2 separate regions of the Mus musculus genome follow, and region 2 is linked to region 1. The links are chromatin contacts, found by Hi-C or POLR2A ChIA-PET in ENCODE. All regions are on one chromosome and are shown on one strand. Each heading gives the region's core, a stretch centred on a gene start or an enhancer-like site at or near the end of the contact. The rest is flanking DNA. Distances are from core to core; before and after follow the strand shown. Region 1 holds the start of Khk (ketohexokinase). Region 2 holds the start of Preb (prolactin regulatory element binding).

Region 1 (2,772 bases), core at 139-2,638:
ATACAACATTCATTGTTCAGGGTGCTAGACCACGCCAAGAGAAAGCCGGTGCGCCACCCCACAGAATGCCTTCACGGCACAGCAGCACATTGGAGTGGCCTTTATCAAGAGCAAAGATAAGAGCCATCAAAGGACACTTTAACTTCTACCAGACAATTGAGAATGTTCTGAGAACATCCACTAAGATGTTTACCCACCTTTGTAAAGACCCCTCTTGGCACTTAGCTCCAGGAGAAAGCCTGCTGTGGCTCAGGAGCCAAGTTTCTCCCTGTCTGACCCAGAGAGCCTCCAGCTTTGCTTACACTGCCGGCCAGTCCTTGAGCTAGGCAAGGCTCAAACGCCAGGGCCAGGCTTTTAAATGTGAGTAGTTTAACATCACATACCACTCACTGCTAGCGACCTGGTGTTTTATTTTAGCTGTAAGCGGTAAATTAGAAGTGCATAGGCTAGGAGTTGGGAGACCTGGGGGTTTGGGGTGAGGAAAATTTGTCTGGCACCTTATCAGGTGTGTGAGGGCTCAGGAGGGAAAAAAATCATTACAGCCCTCTCTGTAAACTGAGGATTTTGATGATCGGCAGATTGAAATGGTAAACAGCCAACAACACACTAGTGAAAGCCTGGGTTTTGATTCAGGCATACGTTTGCACTCTTGTTAATTCTGGAGGCTAAAGGAGTTTAGGCCAGCTTGGGCTACAAAGCAAGACTCCGAAAACAAAACAACACACCCCCTGGGTCTTGGTTTTAAAGGTCTCCAGTCTCATGTCTTCATTCTCACAGAGTACCCCTTAGGGACCCGGGACAGAGAACGCCAAGCTGAACTCAGGCCTCACCACATGGAGACAGAGGGCTATCCCTGGTTTAGCAGCCGATTAGCAGTGACACGCAAAAAGACAGGACCACAGCGGCCCTGGGATCTCCGAGGGGCTTGGGCGCCCCTACCTGCGATCCGTGTCTTCCTCTGGGTATTTGTCCACCACATTGATGATGTCCAGCACCACCAGCCCCACGCACAGGATCTGCTTCTCTTCCATGAGGCTGCTCCCCAAGCTTCCTACCCGCAAGCAGAGGGGGTTCCTGCTGGGCTCTGCCTCTTATCTACTGGAGGACCGTGTCCCAACTTCTCACTGGCTACCTTGGCTCCTCCTCTGCGTGCAGAACTCCTCCCGCAGGGAGCTTTCTGCTTTGCAAGGGTGGGTTACCTAGCCCGGCCAATGGCAGGCCCTCTCACTTTTCCGCCTCAGCTGTCAAAGCGAAAGCGCACTAGTAATGCATCGCCTTTCCGATCCCTCTGCGCCTGCTGCAGACCCTGGACCACCCGGACTAGCACAGTCTGGCAACAGAAACTTCGCCTTCGCAGGCGGAGCACAGAAGCAAGCGTTCTCTCCCTCGCCCCGCCAAGGTGGCCCACCCGGCCGAGGCCCCGCCCCCCCCCCCCGCGCCAGATTAACGGTGTCACGTGACGGGGAACGCTGCCAGCCTTCGCAGTGGTTCTGGCCTAGCGCCCCCTAGCGGCCGCTGTGGGGACCGGTGGCCGTGACCCTGAGTCCGCAGGTGCCCTTAGTAGGGAGCACACCCAAAGATCACCAGCCTAGGTTCCCTCCGTAGAACTCTGTTTCCTCCTGTCCTGTCCCTTAACTACCCCCAAACATGTACTAGAGCAGAATAGCTATGTTTTGTAGAAAAAAAAAAAGTGTCTTTATTCCTGAATAGTTTAGTACGGTGGTGTGGACTGGGGAGAGCCCTGGAGGGTAGGTTCCTCTTCCGCAGCTTGGGTCCCGGAGAGGGCTCTGGTGGGGACGGCAATGAGGCCAAAGGTCAAGAGGAGATGCCTCGGTCCCATAGACCACGCAGTCACAACGTACGGAGTGACCGATTTGGATGCCTGAACCGCAGCGGGACGTGGTCGCCAGACTTGCCCTTGCCTTGGTGGGTAGCCACCATCCAGGTGGCTCTGCGGCCCCTGTAGATAAGTTTGGTGGTCGGGTCCACCCTGTCTACACCTGTTCAAGCTCTGTGTCCTCGTAGAGCAGGGCTCCGCTGAAGATGGTGAGCGGCTCCTCGGAGTGTGCCAGCTGCCCCATGACCAGGTCGATGCAGACAGTGTCTCCGACCTGCAGTGGCAGAATGAGGCTGAAGACGCCCAGAGCGCCTGGGCTGGGCTGACTTTCGGCCACAGGCTTATTCTCCAGTCCCTCGGGTTCATAGCCTCCCGAGTCTATGCGGGCCACGCCCAGGTTGGAGCGTGACAATACTGCTTCCACTTTCTCATGCCGGTGCCCAGTAAGTACAGCGCTCAGCAAATAGCGTCCAGCCAGTGGTGCAGTGAATACACCTGGAGACAAGGATGACAGTCAGGAGGGGAGACGCTGGCTGGGACAAGGAAGGTCTCTCGGAGAGTGGGTACAGCACTCCTGGCTGTGGAGTGGCCCACCCGTCCTTTCCCTGCTATTCCACTAACTGTACACTGTAGGAATCCCCTGCTGCATCTCCAGCAGTTGCTGCAGAGTGTGTGCTGGAGTCTGTCCCAGTAAAGATCCGTGTGGTGTGGATGTCTCCTCCCCTCCCCCACTCTCTCTTTGCCTAACTGTGGTGTGAGTGCATGGAAAGAATAGAGGTCTTTGTAATTACAAGTGAAAAGCTGTACTTGTCTGCAGAGGTGTGAAGGAGGCATTAGTACTGCTCAGCTTCACCCGTTACCTCACTAGGCCACCCGTCGGCCTTTTAGTTACCTGTCTCTGGGTCATAGTAGCCTCCATCATTGAGCAAGACTCT
Region 2 (2,772 bases), core at 186-2,685, 39 kb before region 1:
AGCGACCTTCCTTTCACTTGCTCAACAGTGTTTTACAAACAGGAACTGACATAAAATAAGAGAAGCGGCCAGTGTGAACTGGAGTTTGCCTAGTCATTTTTCATTCACACAGTGAGAAGTTCTGCTTCTTAGGACATCTCTGAAACCAAATATGGAGTGTTTTCAGACACATCTCCAATTCTAAGACACCAACTAGGTATCTGTCCAACAATGGAACGAAATTTCTAACACCACCCACCCACAGGTGTTCACACTGGATAGATCCCATAAATCAAAGGGACTGATCCTAAAGGATCGTTTCCAGTGTCTCCAGCTTTGAGTCCTGACCATCTATCTGTACTTCTAAATAACAGGCTGGGAAGCAGAAGTCCCTGTGACTTCCTCTGTCAGTCTGGTAAGTTGTCAGAACAGCACACAGAGCTCACTTCCATCTTCCTTAGGATTTCTCTTCTAGCATAAAGAATAGAACTCAGAATTAGCAGAAGGGAAGAGATGTGTAGGGCAAGGTACATGGAGGATAAAGGGTGAAGAATGCAGTACTTCCTTGCCCTCTCTGGGCACACCATCCATCCATCCAGCACCTACATGAGACCACCAACCCAGGAGCTCATTGATCCCTATTGTCTAGGGTTGTTTTAAAAACAAATATTTCATCATATGGGCACATACTGGCCACTGGTGACTGAATTCAGTGTCAAGTTCCTCTCTCCTCCCTGAAGGCTAGTAAATGGGCCTAAAATTGGCTTCTTCTAATCACGTGGTTTGTTCAGCTGCATATGGGTCCAAAAGACACCATGGTAGTATAAATTCATGTATGGTTGACTGGGGCTCATTATGAATCGCAAAAGACATCAAATACTAAAATATAAACCATATTCAAATAATGGTCCTTACATCTCTATAATGTGAACATGTTCCAAAAACACTTAAATAGTAGGGTAACCAAATAGCCCGGTTTATCTGGGATTTTGTGGGTTTTTGTGCCTAGTCTCAAGTCTTGCCAGTCCCATGAGTTCGATGTTCCAGAAGTGGATGTCAAGCCATAAGAAAGAGTCCAATCAACCGCGGAGGATGCTCTCAAAGTGGGGACTGATTTCTTCATATTAGGATATTAGGAAGCAGTGAATCTGTTTTGGAGTGTCTGTCCTCCACACAACCCGGGAGAACCCATTTCCTCCCTGGAGTAACACACAAAGGCCCGGCTTGTACGAGTCTGCTGTGTATCTCTCCTGAAGTGGGGACTGTCCCAGTCCGAGAACTTTTTAATTCGATTTACTGATCTTCAGTAATCTCTTCTAGCCCCACCTCCCACGCCCCACACAAAGATGGCAGCTTCATCGTCATTCGGGGCTAGGACCCGGATCCGACGCCAGGGTTCCGTGACAGCGCGTCCCGCTAGTGCTGACGCGGATTGGCGTCTTGCGCTTGCGCAGAGAGAGCCCAGGAGCTCGGCGCGTGCGCACTGAACGCCTGCAAGACCCAGTCGGCCGCGCGGGCGCAGATCGGCTGCTTGCGGTGGTTTGAGTGGTGGCAAGTCCAGTGCTGAGAGGGGTCGGCAGTCTTCCGGAAAACTCTAGCGCCAAGTTCCTGAGCTTTCGGAGGCGAGGCGCGGCATGTCGTGGGTTCCGCGGGGTTGGCGGTGAACGTGCGGGCGGGATGGGTCGGCGCCGGGGTGTGGAGCTGTACCGGGCCCCGTTCCCGTTGTACGCGCTTCGGATAGACCCCAAGACTGGGCTGCTCATCGCTGCGGGCGGAGGAGGAGCTGCCAAGACCGGCATAAAGAATGGCGTGGTGAGAACGCAGGGCCACTGAGAACAGGTTATACCGTGGCCCAGGGAGATTCCAGGGTGGCCGGGGGATGCAGAGGTGAGCAGTACCCCTGATTTAGTCCCTACCCATTTCTAGCGGGAGCACCCAGGATTGCCGTTCGGGTGCTGGTTTCACCTGAGCAGAGTGGTTGAGACAGCCAAAATTAGACTGAAAGCTGTGCAGGTCTGCGAATCCAGGACTGTCCACGCCGGATTACGAGAGCTGGTCCAGGGCTCATACGCTGGCCTTTTCCAGGAAGGCACATTGTCTTGTCCATCTTCAAGCAGCTGGAGACGGAATTCTTTTCTTTCTGTAAACTGGACCTAGTAATCTAAACCCTGCTTGCTGTATGAATTAAGAAGCTCCAGTAAGAGAATACAGCTCTAAGCAACAGCAACAACAACCAAAGAAACAAAAAAACAAAAAAAAACAAAAAATAAGAGCTGGAGGTGCGGGAAGCAAAAGTACAACTGAGAGAGACTAGGATTTAATGTGACTTCCGGGCTGGCCTGACCTTTGCCCACTTTGGTTCCCTCACAGCATTTTCTGCAGCTAGAGCTGATCAACGGGTGCCTGAGCGCTTCCTTGCTGCACTCTCATGACACGGAGACACGGGCCACCATGAATTTGGCGCTTGCTGGTGACATTCTTGCTGCCGGACAGGATGCCCAGTGTCAGCTTCTTCGTTTCCAGGTCCATCAACAGAAGGGCAGTAAAGCGGAGAAGTCAGGTGAAGAGCTTTGGAAAAAGTCGCTCTAATTCTTGGTCTCCAAAAACGAGAGATTAGGTGTGGGGCAGTGGTCACATTGAAGTCTGTACTTGGGTCACTAGAGGACTGGTGTTAGTTAATACAGATGCTCAGGTCCATCTGAGGGAGGTGGTGCACAGCTGTAGTCTCAGAGCTTAGGAGTGGAGGCAAGAGGATATTTAAGGCTAGCCTGGGGTGCCTAGCAAATCCCTGTC

Evidence for each region. A loop is a pair of places that touch in the nucleus more often than their neighbours do. ChIA-PET counts read pairs that join two places held with the same protein, here RNA polymerase II (POLR2A).
Region 2: a loop to region 1 is called in a map of heart, with 2.1 times the contacts of the local background. The contact joins the promoter of Preb here to the promoter of Khk in region 1. A Hi-C loop is called at or near these places in 5 of 37 maps with a recorded cell type or tissue (T-helper 17 cell and heart). POLR2A ChIA-PET finds 5 or more read pairs at or near these places in 4 of 5 experiments (Patski and embryonic stem cell).

What each region holds. Positions count from the first base shown.
Region 1 is chr5:30,920,175-30,922,946 of GRCm38, reverse strand. It overlaps Khk (ketohexokinase), which reads right to left and starts at 1,388. Exons shown (of 9, transcript NM_001310524.1): 1 at 940-1,388. The coding sequence starts at 1,031. It overlaps Emilin1 (elastin microfibril interfacer 1), which reads right to left. Exons shown (of 8, transcript NM_133918.2): 7 at 2,730-2,772; 8 at 1,672-2,332. The coding sequence ends at 1,995.
Region 2 is chr5:30,958,990-30,961,761 of GRCm38, reverse strand. It overlaps Preb (prolactin regulatory element binding), which reads left to right and starts at 1,435. Exons shown (of 9, transcript NM_016703.3): 1 at 1,435-1,791; 2 at 2,350-2,539. The coding sequence starts at 1,657.